Linked DNA regions of Homo sapiens: region 1 is linked to region 2. The links are chromatin contacts, found by Hi-C or POLR2A ChIA-PET in ENCODE. All regions are on one chromosome and are shown on one strand. Each heading gives the region's core, a stretch centred on a gene start or an enhancer-like site at or near the end of the contact. The rest is flanking DNA. Distances are from core to core; before and after follow the strand shown. Region 1 overlaps CCDC57 (coiled-coil domain containing 57). Region 2 overlaps CCDC57 (coiled-coil domain containing 57).

What was found. A loop is a pair of places that touch in the nucleus more often than their neighbours do. ChIA-PET counts read pairs that join two places held with the same protein, here RNA polymerase II (POLR2A). Pooled maps may share reads with other maps.
Region 1: a pooled map shows a loop between it and region 2 (2.7-fold over the local background). The contact joins two enhancer-like sites. A Hi-C loop is called at or near these places in 4 of 50 pooled maps. POLR2A ChIA-PET finds 5 or more read pairs at or near these places in 5 of 52 experiments (BJ, PC-9, WTC11 and 2 more).

The regions. Positions count from the first base shown.
Region 1 is chr17:82,201,125-82,207,720 of GRCh38, reverse strand. CCDC57 (coiled-coil domain containing 57) reads left to right here. Exons shown (of 19, transcript NM_001394669.1): 2 at 5,769-6,183. The coding sequence starts at 5,777. Among named protein-coding and RNA genes, the nearest start is that of CCDC57, 8.4 kb to the left of the region's middle. RefSeq lists enhancers at 1,205-1,314, 1,385-1,444, 929-1,730, 1,554-1,848, 1,775-1,954 and 1 more. Within about 2 kb of position 1,405, at least 33 of the 41 ENCODE cell types and tissues checked have a DNase peak (open chromatin) inside an H3K27ac peak, as active enhancers do.
Region 2 is chr17:82,150,937-82,157,613 of GRCh38, reverse strand. CCDC57 (coiled-coil domain containing 57) reads left to right here. Exons shown (of 19, transcript NM_001394669.1): 15 at 5,841-6,054. Among named protein-coding and RNA genes, the nearest start is that of FASN, 56 kb to the right of the region's middle. Within about 2 kb of position 4,578, at least 6 of the 41 ENCODE cell types and tissues checked have a DNase peak (open chromatin) inside an H3K27ac peak, as active enhancers do.

The sequences.
Region 1 (6,596 bases), core at 156-2,655, 53 kb before region 2:
CAGAGCCGGCTGTGCGGGAGAACGGAGTTCTATTATGACTCAAATCAGTCTCCCCAAGCATTCGGGGATCAGAGTTTTTAAGGATAACTTAGTGTGTAGGGGGCCAGTGAGTTGGAGATGAAAGCGTAGGGAGTCGAAGGTGTCCTTTTGCGCCGAGTCAGTTCCTGGGTGGGGGCCACAAGATCGGATGAGCCAGTTTATCAATCCGGGGGTGCCAGCTGATCCATGGAGTGCAGGGTCTGCAAAATATCTCAAGCACTGATTGATCTTAGGTTTTACAATAGTGATGTTACCCCAGGAACAATTTGGGGAAGGTCAGAATCTTGTAGCCTGTAGCTGCATGACTCCTAAACCATAATTTCTTTTTTGTTTTTTTTTTTTTATTTTTGAGACAGGGTCTCACTCTGTCACCTAGGCTGGAGTGCAGTGGTGCAATCACAGCTCACTGCAGCCTCAACGTCGTAAGCTCAAGCGATCCTCCCACCTCAGCCTGCCTGGTAGCTGAGACTACAAGCGACGCCCCAGTTAATTTTTGTATTTTTGGTAGAGGCAGCGTTTTGCCGTGTGGCCCTGGCTGGTCTCGAACTCCTGGGCTCAAGTGATCCAGCCTCAGCCTCCCAAAGTGCTGGGACAACCGGGGCCAGTCACTGCACCTGGCCCTAAACCATAATTTCTAATCTTTTGGCTAATTTGTTAGTCCTACAAAGGCAGTCTAGTCCCCAGGCAAAAAGGGGGTTTGTTTCGGGAAAGGGCTGTTACTGTCTTTGTTTCAAACTATAAACTAAGTTCCTCCTAAACTTAGTTCGGCCTACACCCAGGAATGAACAAGGAGAGCTTGGAGGTTAGAAGCACGATGGAATTGGTTAGGTCAGATCTCTTTCACTGTCTGAGTTATAATTTTGCAATGGTGGTTCAAAGACTGCCCGCTTCTGACACCAGTCGCGAGTCCTGGCCTCCGGAACTTCTGACTGACCACTGGCTTCAAGTTGGGGTTCCCACAGCCCCCTCTTTGGGTTCGATTGATTTGCTGGGGTGACTCACAGAACCCAGGGAAACACATACGTGTAACAGTTTATTATAAAGGGTATTACAGAGGATACAGATGAGGAGATGCGTAAGGGGAGATATGGGGGAAGAGGCTTCCTGGAGGACCCCCCCACACCCCACCCACCACTCCCCAGGAACCTCTCCACACCCTGTCCTCTTGGGTGTTTAGGGAGGCTTCCTGAAGTCAGCATTCCTTCCCCCAGGGTAGAGGGTGGGAGCTCTGGGGAGGATCTTATGACCTACAATGGAAAGTCAGGTGAGAGTGGAGACCTGGAAGGATTCTGTTTCCTGAGGCCTGACACGCCCAACATTGCAACAAAAGACTGTGACGTGTGAGAGTTATGAGCCAGGAACTGTGCAAGAAAACCATGATGTGTCATTGTACCACAACAGGTAAACCTACAACATCACCGTTAGCTCAGCTCAGTATTTTTAAAATGAGAAAATCAAAGTGATGGGATGCCCACCCATGCTGTTCCAGCCCCTGCTGGGAGCTGGCTGGTTCAGGGAGCCCCACTGGTTCTCCTGAAAGAGGGTGAACGCACAGCGAGGCCTTCCCTCCCCGGCGGCTTCTCCTGCCGCTCCCCAACCCGGAAGCTTCATGGTCCTTCTTGAAACCAGGTGCTTGCTGGGGACGCCTGCTGGCCGACAGGCAGATTGCGTCCAGATGCTGAGTCCGTGCTTTTGAAAGCCAATTAATCTCAGCCTTGGGGCTTTGGGGATCATCCCGAGATGGGATTTGTACAGAAACAGAGCAGGCCGTTCTATGATGAGGTCAGAAGGAAAGGCGAGCCGAGCCCGGCTGACTTACAGGCCCTTGGTGTGTGGGGCTTCTTATGGGTCCTGAGTGTGATGGATAAAGCGCTGGAGATGCTGGGCTCTCACCGGGTGCTGCACCGAGTCACTTGCTGTATGGATTTTTCAGGCTGCTCTTCTGTGCAGAGCACAGAGGCCTGGGAGCACCCATCTCACATAGAGGGGGTGGTACGTGCCATCTGCCTGTCCTGGCTGCCTGAAGCTTTTGAAAACAGGGTGACCCGCTGAGTCCTGAGACCTGGTGGGAAGGAACCTCACCCAGTGGGGAGATGGGGGCATGGGGACCTGGAGTAGCACGTGCACAGGAACTGGCAGATAAAGGCTGCTCTGGGCCTGCAGGGAGCAGCTGGAGCCACGCAGGCTGGGCCGTGTCCTCGGTCTGTCTTCATACGCTGTGCCAAGGAGATCGGACTTTATTTTGAAAATGGTCAGGAGTCGCGGGCACATTTGAGGCCAGATAAGATTGCATGATCAGATTCTCAGAACGGCAACCCCCATGGGTGGCTGCGACCAATGAGTTAAGGAGGCAAGCCCAGTGGCAGGGCAGCTGGTACAGGACGGGGGCCACAGCAGTCCCTCAGAGAAGAGGCCCGTAGACCTCGCAGACCTCAGGCTCTGCAGAGAACCGTTGTCATGACTCACGGGCACTGTGTGAAGGGTTCTGAGTCATCAGAGATCACAGTGGTGTTCCATCATTTAATGTGTATTTGCTGATAGTCCAATTCTTTCCCTGTGTGTGCACAGGTGTGTGCACAGGTGTGTGCATGTCCTCTGTGTACAAAATGTTTCAGTCGCCAAGACTGTGCCAGACAGTGGGACTCACTACACCCGACACTGGGGTGATGGCGTTGTGCCAACGTGAGATGGAAGTTAGGAAAGCTTCCCTGCAGTGATGTTCAGGTTGAGGTCCCACTGGCAGGAGGAGCCTGCCCTGCGGTTAGGAGGAACCTTGCAGACAGAGCGGCACCTGCCACACATCCCAGGCTCTGAGGGCACGTGGCAGCGACAGGCAGGAGCCTGGGGTCCAGATGTCCTCAGTGGAATGGGAAGCCTGGTTAAGCCTTTTTTTTTTCTTGAGATGGAGTCTCTCTTTGTTGCCCAGGCCGGACTGCAGTGGTGCGATCTCAGCTCACTGCAAGCTTCGCCTCCGGGGTTCACGCCATTCTCCTGCCTCAGCCTCCCAAGTAGCTGGGACTACAGGCGCCCACCACCACGCCCAGCTAATTTTTTGTATTTTTAGTAGAGACGGGGTTTCACCGTGTTAGCCAGGATGGTCTCAATCTCCTGACCTTATGATCCGCCCGCCTCGGCCTCCCAAAGTCCTGGGATTACAGGCATGAGCCACTGCGCCCGGCCCTGGTAAAGCATTTTTGAAAAGATTCCTTTGGCAGCCAAAAAAGTGGGAGTGCACAGCAGAGGCCAGTTGAGGTCTCTTGTGGTAAGACACTGTGGTGGCCGAGGTGTGGGCACAAGGTGGGAGACAGCAAGAGGTCAAGGATCATTACACGGGGTGGACGGTGGGGCCGTTGTAGGAGCTGAGGGAGACGAGGAACAGGAGCGTGGGAGAGTGCTGAGATGGTCGGTAGGGACCCTGTTAGCTCCGGCAATGGGTGGGCACGCAGCAGCTTGGAGGAGCCAGGCTGAGGTGGTCCAGGTGGCGTGATGGTCCTAGGGTGCTGGGCGCGGGGGTTGCATCGCAGGAAGCATGTGGGATGGAGGAGACCGTCTTTGCTCCAGAGCCTCGTCAGAGAAGCGCCGTCTCAGGACCCCCAGGGAGCCCTCGTGCCCCCAGCGGGTGTGCCCTGCTGACCAGCCCTTTCTGGAGGGGCCCACGGGTCTTGCAGCCCCTTACCCACCTCCTCCTTGTGCTTCGTCACAGCCGGTGCTCAGCCTGGCTGTGCCCTTGTACCCGCTCCCTCTGGGAGTTGGGACTTTGTACAACCATTGCTGTGCCCCGAGATGCAGAGGTGCCCGGAGATACAGAGGTACCCTAAGACAGGCTGGGGCTTTTTCCTGCTCTGGCAGCAGCACCCCGGCCATGTCCCACCAGGCCGGAAGTTTGTGCTTGTCCCCCAACTGGGTGTGGCCCTTTTAGGCCATGCAGTTCCCCTGTGTGGACACCAGAGAAGAGTTGTGGGGGATTTCTGTGTCCAAATCGAGCTCATACTTGGACCTCTAAAGGGTTGGGGGCAGCTAGGACCAGCCAGAAGAAACTTTATCTTTTAATAGACCACTCACTGCAGCGTGGAACTCCTGAGTTTGAATGACCCACCCACCTCAGCCTCAGAAAATGTTGGGATTGCAGGCGAGAGCTACTGTGCCCAGCTTATTGGTTTTTGTGATTTTTGTTTTTAAATTTTATTTTTTGTAGCACTTTATTTTTATGGTTTTACCAAAATATCAGTCCATGATGAACAAATAAAAGAACAAAAGAATGTACTCTCGGATGGTATATTAGACCATTCTCACATTGCTGGAAAGAAATACCTGACGCTGGGTAATTTATAAAGAAAGATTAATTGGCTCACGGTTCTCCTGGCTGTACAGGAAGCACAGTGTTGGCACCCGCTTCTGGGGAGGCCTCAGGAAACTTTTACTCATGGCGGAAGGTGAAAGAGGAGCAGGCACGAAGCAAGAGGGGAGTGTGAGTGGTGGAGAGATGCCACATCTCACTAGAACTCATTGTCACCACACACTTTGAAATGACCAAATCTCCCCAGAACTCACTGTCACAAAGACGGCACCAAGCCACGAGGGGTCCGCCCACATGATCCAAACACCTCCCACCAGGCCCCAGCTCCCCCGTTGGGGATTACAATTCCACAAAGGTTTGGGCAGGGATAAATATCGAAACCATATCAGGTGGTGAATCTTCCAGGAGCAGGGTGTTGGGTGGGAAGGGGCATTGGTTCTGAGGGACTGACCTGCTGTCAGTCCTCACGTAGCCACTTAGCAGCCTTAGTTTTCTCAGCTGTGAAATGGACAGAGTGCTGCGTTGAAGCTATTTTATAGAACCTAGCTCTTATAGCTGGACAAACCATGTTTCCCATCTTCCCTTCCTCTACTTCCCCTGGATTTCTTTTTTTTAATTTATTTTTTTAATTTTTTGGAGAAAAGAGTCTTAGTGTCGCCCAGGCTGGAGTGCAATGGTGCGATCTCTGCTCACTGCAACCTCCACTTCCTGGGTTCAAGTGATCCTCCTGCCTCAGCCTCCCGAGTAGCTGAGATCACAGGCATGCGCCACCATGCATGGCTAATTTTTATATTTTTAGTAGAGACGGGGTTTCACCATGTTGGCCAGGCCGGTCTCAAACTCCTGACCTCAGGTGACCCACCCACTTTGGCCTCCCAAAGGGCTGGGATTACAGGAGTGAGCCACCATGCCTGGCCTTTTTTTTTTGTTTATTTTGTTTTGAGAGAGAGTCTTGCTCTGTCACCCAGGCTGGTGTGCAACCTCTACCTCCTGGGTTCAAGCGATTCTCCTGCCTCAGCCTCCCGAGTAGCTGGGACTACAGGCACGTGCCACCACAGCAGGCTAATTTTTTGTATTTTTAGTAGAGACGGGGTTTCACCATGTTAGCCAGGCTGGTCTCGATCTCCTGACCTCAAGTGATCCATCCACCTGGGCCTCCCAAAGTGCTGGGATTACAGGCGTGAGCCACTGCACCCGGCCTAATTTTTGTATTTTTAGTAGAGACAGGTTTTTGCCATGTTGGCCAGGCTGGTCTTGAACTCCTGACCTCAGGTGATCCGCCTGCCTCGGCCTCCCAAAGGGCTGGGATTACAGGTGTGAGCCACCGTGCCCGGCCGTGGTAACTGTTGATAGGGAATGTGAGGTAGGTACTGTGGTAGGAAAATTAGGGCCCCTCACGGTGCACCCTGAACCTGATTTCTCTTTACTGCAGCGGCCACCATGCTGCCACTGGGCTCAGAGCCCGCCCTGAATGAGCTGCTGCTTCGCAAGGAGGAGGAGTGGAGGGCGCTGCAGGCACACCGCACCCAGCTGCAGGAGGCGGCTCTGCAGGACACACGGAGCCAGCTGGAGGAGGCGCAGGGGAAACTGCGGTGCCTGCAGGAGGACTTTGTCTACAACCTTCAGGTGCTGGAGGAGCGGGACCTCGAGCTGGAGCGCTATGACGCCGCCTTCGCCCAGGCCAGGGAGTGGGAAGAGGCCAGGCGGGCAGAGGTGAGCGAGCTCAAGATAGAGGCAGCTAAGCTGAGGCAGGCGCTAGCCAGAGAGGCCAGGAAGGTGGAGGAGCTGCAGCAGCAGCAGCAGCTGGCATTCCAGGAGCATCGCCTGGAGCTGGAGCGCGTCCACAGGTGAGCCACCGACCGACGCGCCCTCCTGTGCAGTGCCTGGCAGAGGCCCCCACATGCCTCCTGCTCCGCTGTGCTGCCCGAGCACTGCCCACTCTCACTGCCCCTCCTCCCGCTGCTGATTCCAGGCCACGGGAGCTGGTCTGTCTGAGTGGCCGAGTGCCTCGTGGCCTCTGAACATGTGTTTGTTGAGTTAATGTGGATGGATCCAGGAATGCCCTGACTGTCTTTTTCTGGGTTCTGATATAACTCTGAAATTAATGGAGATTGGTTTTAATATTTGGAATTTATTTCATTAATTATAAATCTATATTAATACATATTTGAATTTATAATGATTTTAATGGAAGTCTGTAGTAATTTCAAAACTAAATGAGCTGACTTAAGGCAAGTCGACATAAAAACCTAAAGCCTTT
Region 2 (6,677 bases), core at 3,329-5,828:
GCCTGGAAGTGGGCCCTGCTCCACCCCCTCTCCCCATTCCTCCGCCTTCTTCCTCCACACGCCTCCTCTTCTCCTGGTCCTTCACCTTGATGCCCCGTTGGTGGGGGGCGGGACGGGCCCATCCCAGTCCTCCCTTCAGCTAACAGCATCTTGTGTTGGAAACGCACACACTGAAGGTGGCTCATGTTTGCTTTAATGCAGGGCCTTGACGGCCTGCTGAGGGGGCGTCTGCGTGCACAGCCATGCCTGCCCCATGCCTAGCGTTGGGCCCTCCCTGCGTGGGGAGGGGCCCACATGGCCCTCACTGCTGCGTTCAGAGCCACACAGCTGCTCCAGGCCATGGCACTCCTATCCTGGTTTTGGTCAGGCCCTTGGCCCCGAGGGAGTGACCCCCAACTCCATGGCTGGGTTTGAGCCACAGCTCTGAGCTGTGGAGACGACCCCAGGTCCTGATTCTGCAGCTTGGCAGAGCCGACCAGCAGGGCCCCCTTCTTCCTACCTAAGGCCAGAGGGAAAGGCTGTGAAGGACAGGCTGCCCGGCCTCCCTGACTTCGTACCCTAGACTGTTGGTAACTGGGATAACTGTAGTGACCTATGACCTGTGGTAACCTATAGTTACCAATAGTGACCTATGAATCCACAGAAGGTTTTGGGGACAGTAGATGATGTCTGGAAAGCACAAAGTGGAAGACAGCGTGGATCCCCAGGGCACCGTGCTTGGGGAGCAGATCCCCAGGGACTCAGGCTGGAATAGAGTGGACTGAGGAAGATGCGGCCGTGGCTGTCTCAGGCTCCAGGACAGTGAGGAGCAGGCCAGAGCTGCCTTGGCATGGGATGGGCAAGACCATAAGGATGCCTCAGGGGTACAACAGGGCAGGTATGGGAAGGCCGAGGGAGCCTGAGGCCCTAGCAGGTGCTCAGCCAGTGCGCACAGGAAGGGCTGAGCTGGTCGGTAAGATATTGAGCTGCACCTGCCCCTGTACCTGTTGGTAAGGAGGTCTTGTCCTCAGGGGTCTCCAGCACCCTAGCCCTCCTGGGCTCCCAGTCCAGCCACTCCAGGGTGGCTCCTGCCCGGTGGGGGCTGTGGCCCTTGGGCCAGCTGGCAGCACAGCCAGGGGTAAGCATGTCTGTACCCCCACACATCTCCCACCCACCTGAGCGCCATGTGTTCCCGGACACGGGCGGGCGCCTCCTTGGGCAGCAAGGGGCCCCAGGAGCTCTCACTGTTGGCCCTTGCGTAGTTCACTGTCTTCCCACTTGTTTAGAATGAAGGGGCAAGAATTTATACAAATAAGCAGAATTTTTTCTTTCTTTTTTTTTTTTGAGACAGAGTCTCACACTGTCGCCCAATCTGGAGTGCACTGGCGCTATCTTGGCTCACTGCAACCTCCTCCTCCCGGGTTCAAGCAATTCTCCCGCCTCAGCCCCCTGAGTAGCTGGGATTACAGGTGCACCACGCCCGGCCAATTTTTGTGTTTTCAGTAGAGACAGGGTTTCACCATGTTGGCCAGGCTGGTCTCAAACTCCTGGTTTCAAGTGATCTGCCTGCCTCAGTCCCCCAAAGTGGTGGGATTACAGGTGGGATTATAGGCACAGTGGCCCACTGTGCCTGGCCCAAATAAGCAGAATTTTAAATTGAGAGATGAAGCCACCTGCAGCCCAATCCCAGTTATTGGAGCTAAGGCACAGGCGGGGCATACACTCCAGGCTCTGTGTCTACATGCATGGAGGCGACAGTCGGGCTCCAGGCTCCTCCTGGGTCTGAGCATCCTGTGGCCGGGCTCTCCACCCAGGCGAGGCCCACCTGGGCTCTGTCCTCTGCCAAGCAGCATGGCTGAGCTCCTGGAGACGAGGGCGGGCCCAGGTCCTTGCTGCTTGCTGCTGGGAAAGGAGCCCAGACGGAGAAGGGGCCATGTTGGGGCTGGACCCTCAGGTAGAGGATCAATGTGTCCGTTATGTTGGGTATAGAGAGAAGTGGGTAGAGCTGCATGTGCATCTGATCCCAGCTCTGTCCTGAGAGGGCCCACAGCCCGGACTCAGCCACAGCAGATGCCAGTTCCACAGTTCCAGGCGCTAGTTCCATGGTTCCTGCCCTGCTCACAGGAGCCCGGGCTCTAGCATGGAGGCAGGTTCGGAAGGCACAGGAAGCAGCTGAAAGGGGTCCCCAAGGACCAGAACTAGGCCAATAGGCAGTGACGTTGAAGACCACAATCCACTGACTCAACCAGGAAATCATGGGTCCAGGCTGATAGCAATGGACAGATCGGTCAGGGGAACGGGGCACTCTTCCACGCGAGAGTGCCAGCCAAGGAACGCGACAGGAACGGCGCGCCGGGCGACCACGGATGGGTGCTGAACCAGAGGGATTCCCATCAGACGGATGCGAAGCAGCATCTCCCCACACGTGACTTCTTATTTCCAAGGGAAATGCTGGCTTTCCAGTGGAGCAGCCTGTTTGACCCCAGCTGACCCGAGTGATCAGAGCTCCCATCGCCAGTGCTGGGATGCGCCCGTGTCACGCGCCTCTGGGCGGGTCGCACTGAGACGGCACAGACTCGCGCTCGGGGTCCCTGCCAAAAATGCAGAACCTGAGCTTATGCATGAGGAGACCTCAGGCAAGCCCAAACAGAGGGACATCTGCAGATGAGCGGGTCTAGATGCTTGGCGAGTGCCCAAACATGGAAGCTGGGGAGCCACTCCAGTTAGGAGACCTGGGAGACCCCATGTAGAAATGCCAGGTGGGACCCTGGACCCTGCACAGGAGAGACAGCGTCAGGGCATCATCTGTAGAAACGCCACGTGGGACCCTGGGCTCTGTACAGGAGAGACGGGCATCAAGTCATCATCCGTAGAAACGCCACGTGGGACCCTGGACCCTGCACAGGAGAGACGGCGTCAGGGCATCATCCGTAGAAACACCACGTGGGACCCTGGACCCTGCACAGGAGAGACGGTGTCAGGGCATCATCTGTAGAAACACCATGTGGGACCATGGACCCTGCACAGGAGAGACAGTGTAGAAATGCCACGTGGGACCCTGGACCCTGCACAGGAGAGATGGCGTCAGGGCGTTATCTGGACGGTTGGTGACATTTGCACACGGGCCACGGACCAGGTCACGTATTGTGTACACCCACCCAAGTACTGAGGTGTGACGCGGCACTGCGTCTCCAGCCTACCTCCTGTAGTGCAGGAAGCCAGTGCAGGGTGGGTGAGGAAGTGCACAGGGGTCCAGGGACTGTCCCACAGCACTCCTGACGAAAGCTGGTCCCCTTCCACGGCCCTAGCCAAGGAGCCAGGTCTGCAAAGCTGGGACCAGGTGTGTGCGGAGGCACGTGTTCCCACTTCTCCCATGGCAGAGGGAGAGCCTGTGGACAACAGTGGGGCACTCTGCTCCCAGGCAGGTCCCACTGGGCTGAGCCGCACAGCCTGGCTTTGGGCTTCCCTGACTGCACCACCCACATCAGCTGCCTCTAGCCCTTAAAATACAAAACTTCCCCCAGTCACTGGCCGCCAGGGCTGAGTTGGGGGATGTGTTACATCCCTGGGTCCACTGGGGGGCAGTGTTGGCCATGGTGTTGGTGCTGGCTCTGCCGAGAGGCGTTGGAGTGGCTGTGTGGGGCGGTGAGCGCCGGCCCAGCCTGATGGAACCCACTGTACCAGGCCCAGGCCTCAGCCTCTGAGAAGGACTTCCCTGTGTCACTCACTCATACATGTCCTCAGGACGTGAAGACATTTCAGCAGACCAAAGTTTCCTTCGAATTTTCTTCGAATCGTCCAGATACTTGGAGACATCTCCTCCTCACCTGTGGGGTGCTGGGGCAGTCCTAGGCGTGGGGGCAGATGGGTGGACAGCTGCTGCTGCCCTGCTGGGGGTGGGCAGCCCTTGGAGCACACAGTGGTGAAGACATTCCTGAATATGTCTCAGGCTGTAGAAATCTTATTTTGTGGAAAGATTTTAGAGAATCATCAAAATAAACTTTTACCAAATAACATTTTACCAGAAACTGAATCCGAGAGAAGTAGAATCGTTCACTCCCTGCCCCCCAGGTCACTGTGTGCAGAATCACGTGACTAGGACATGGGCCCTGTGATCCATGCCCTCCTTCCTTTGCCTGTGGGGTCAACAGCAAGAAGGCCCCTCAGTGCCCCTCAAGCCTGGCACCAGCCGCAGGGCCTGGTGTAACTTTGCAGGGAGAGGGGACTGCTTTTGAAGACGGAATTTTCTCTTAAATCTCTAAGTGTTTTGAGGTTTGCAAAATCTGTTTTCGGGATTGTTCTTTCTTCAGTTAAAATAACAAAATAACCCAGTGTGTTCCTGTAGAGGATCCAGGGTTTTAGAACCGGACTTGCGAGTCTCACCTGCCTGGCCCCTCTCCCCCAGCCCCAGGCCATCTGCAATCTGTTTTACCAGCACAGGCCTCCCTTCCTCTCCCTCTGCCTTGGCCTCTCCCACACCCAAGAGCCCATTCCTGTCTATTCTCCCAGGGTGGTGAGTGAGCCTCTGCACCACACTTGCCAAGGGTGCTCACGGAGCAGGCATGAGGCCCGCTTACTGGAGGAAGCGAGTCTGGACTCGGGCTCAGGCCTGTGGCGAGCCTTCATGGGGGCTGCCCTGCACCCGTCCTCAGCTGGGGCCTGCGGCACCATAGAACTTTCTCTGTCCAAGAGGAAAGCAGACATCTCTCCCCTTCGATGTGTCATCCCCCGCGGCCCCCGAGCGTCCCACATGAACCTGCGGCACATGCCCGGAGGCACTGCATACAGTGGCTGCACCCCAGGCCATCCAAAGAACAGCAGCACCTGGAAGGCAGCAGCACCTGCCAGCCCTGGAAAGGCACACCAGGAAGCTGGCGGGGACAGGGTGTGCTGGCCTGTTCCAGGAACTCGGAGCTCATGTGGCCAGGGCCAGGTGCAGCCTGGCTCCTTACAGGGGCCAGGAGTGGCACGGGAGAAGTAGGTCGTCGGCTCCCGTCTTGCCAGGGCCTGGACACTACTGCTTTTTCCTGTGCCCCCATTTTTGGTCCAGGCATCCCTTTGTGTTGGGATTGCACTCTGTAGCACTGGAATGATGTGGGCTGCAAGTCCAGGTTGGGCTGAGTGAGGACAACACAGTGCTTCCCAGGGGCTCAGATCTAGGGTTGACCCAGGCTTGGGGTGCTAAGGGGGAGCCCAGCCAGCTCCTGCCCCTGTGTCGGCCTCCTCCCTCTCCACTGCCTTTGTGCTCCCCCTGCACCTGCTTCAGGAGGGAAGCCACAGCCGGCCTGCAGGGTGGTTGTGGGGTGTCCAGCTGGCAGGTAGAGAAAGGAGGGACCCCAAGGAGTGGAGGAGGGCCAAGCCACGCTGGCGGGAGCTGTCCTCCTGGGTCCTGGGCACTGCTAGAGGCCACAGCCTTCTCTCTGCTCTCCCTGGGCCGCCTTCCTGGGTCCTGGGCACTGCTGGAGGCCACAGCCTTCTCTCTGCTCTCCCTGGGGAGCTGCTGTGCTGGTTGGGTGTCCTCAGATTCTCCTTGTGTTCACTTGAAAGACACAAAGGCATAGATGACCAGAAGGCAGGGATGGCGGGGAGGAGGCGGAGGGCTGTGAGGGCCTGGGAGATCTGGGGGCCACCCTGGCCTGGGAGATCTGTGGGCCTTTATTCTATTTGTGGAAGAGAAGGAACCCACTGAAGCACTGGGAGCAGCGACTCTTTTTGTCTTTCTTTTGGAAGGATGTCACCCAGTGACAGCCAGCAGTGCCCACCCTGGAAGAGCAGGTGAAGAGGCTCCTTGGGTGGGCACCCCTGGCGTCCTCCCATGAGGGCAGCCTCACAGGGGTGTCTGCCTGTGAGTTTTGTTACAGGGCCTCACCAAGAGAGGGCCTATGGAGGCCGAGGACCAGGGGGAGCTTTTCCTGCACCTCCGGTCAGTGGCACGTGCCCCCCAGACCTTATCTATGCACCGACTCCAGAGAAAGCTGAAGGAGGCAGCCAGAAAAATCATCAGCCTCCGCCTGGAGAAAGAGCAGCTCATCGAGATGGGGAACAGGCTCCGTGCAGAGCTGGGCCGACCCGAAAGTGAGTCCGGGAAGTGGAGGCCATGGCCTGAGTGTGGGTCAGGTTCTGGGTGTGCACCTGGTTCTGGGTGTGCGCCAGGTTCTGGATGTGGGTCAGATTCTGGGGGTGCACCAGGTTCTGGATGTGGGTCAGATTCTGGGGGTGCGCCAGGTTCTGGGTGTGGGTCAGGTTCTGGGTGTGTGCCAGGTTCTGGGTGTGTGCCAGGTTCTGGGTGTGCACCTGGTTCTGGGTGTGCATCTGGTTCTGGGTGCGGGTCAGGTTCTGGGTATGCGCCTGGTTCTGGGTGCGGGTCAGGTTCTGGGTGTGTGCCAGGTTCTGGGTGTGTGCCAGGTTCTGGGTGTGGGTCAGGTTCTGGATGTGCGCCTGGTTCTGGGTGTGCGCCTGGTTCTGGGTGTGCGCCTGGTTCTAGGTGCGGGTCAGGTTCTGGGTGTGCGCCTGGTTCTGGGTGTGGGTCAGGTTCTGGGTGTGCACCAGGTTCTGAGTGTGCGCCTGGTTCTGGGTGCGGGTCAGGTTCTGGGTGTGCGCCAGGTTCTGGGTGTGTGCCAGGTTCTGGGTGTGTGCCTGGTTCTGGGTGTGTGCCTGGTTCTAGGTGCAGGTCAGGTTCTGGGTGTGCGCCTGGTTCT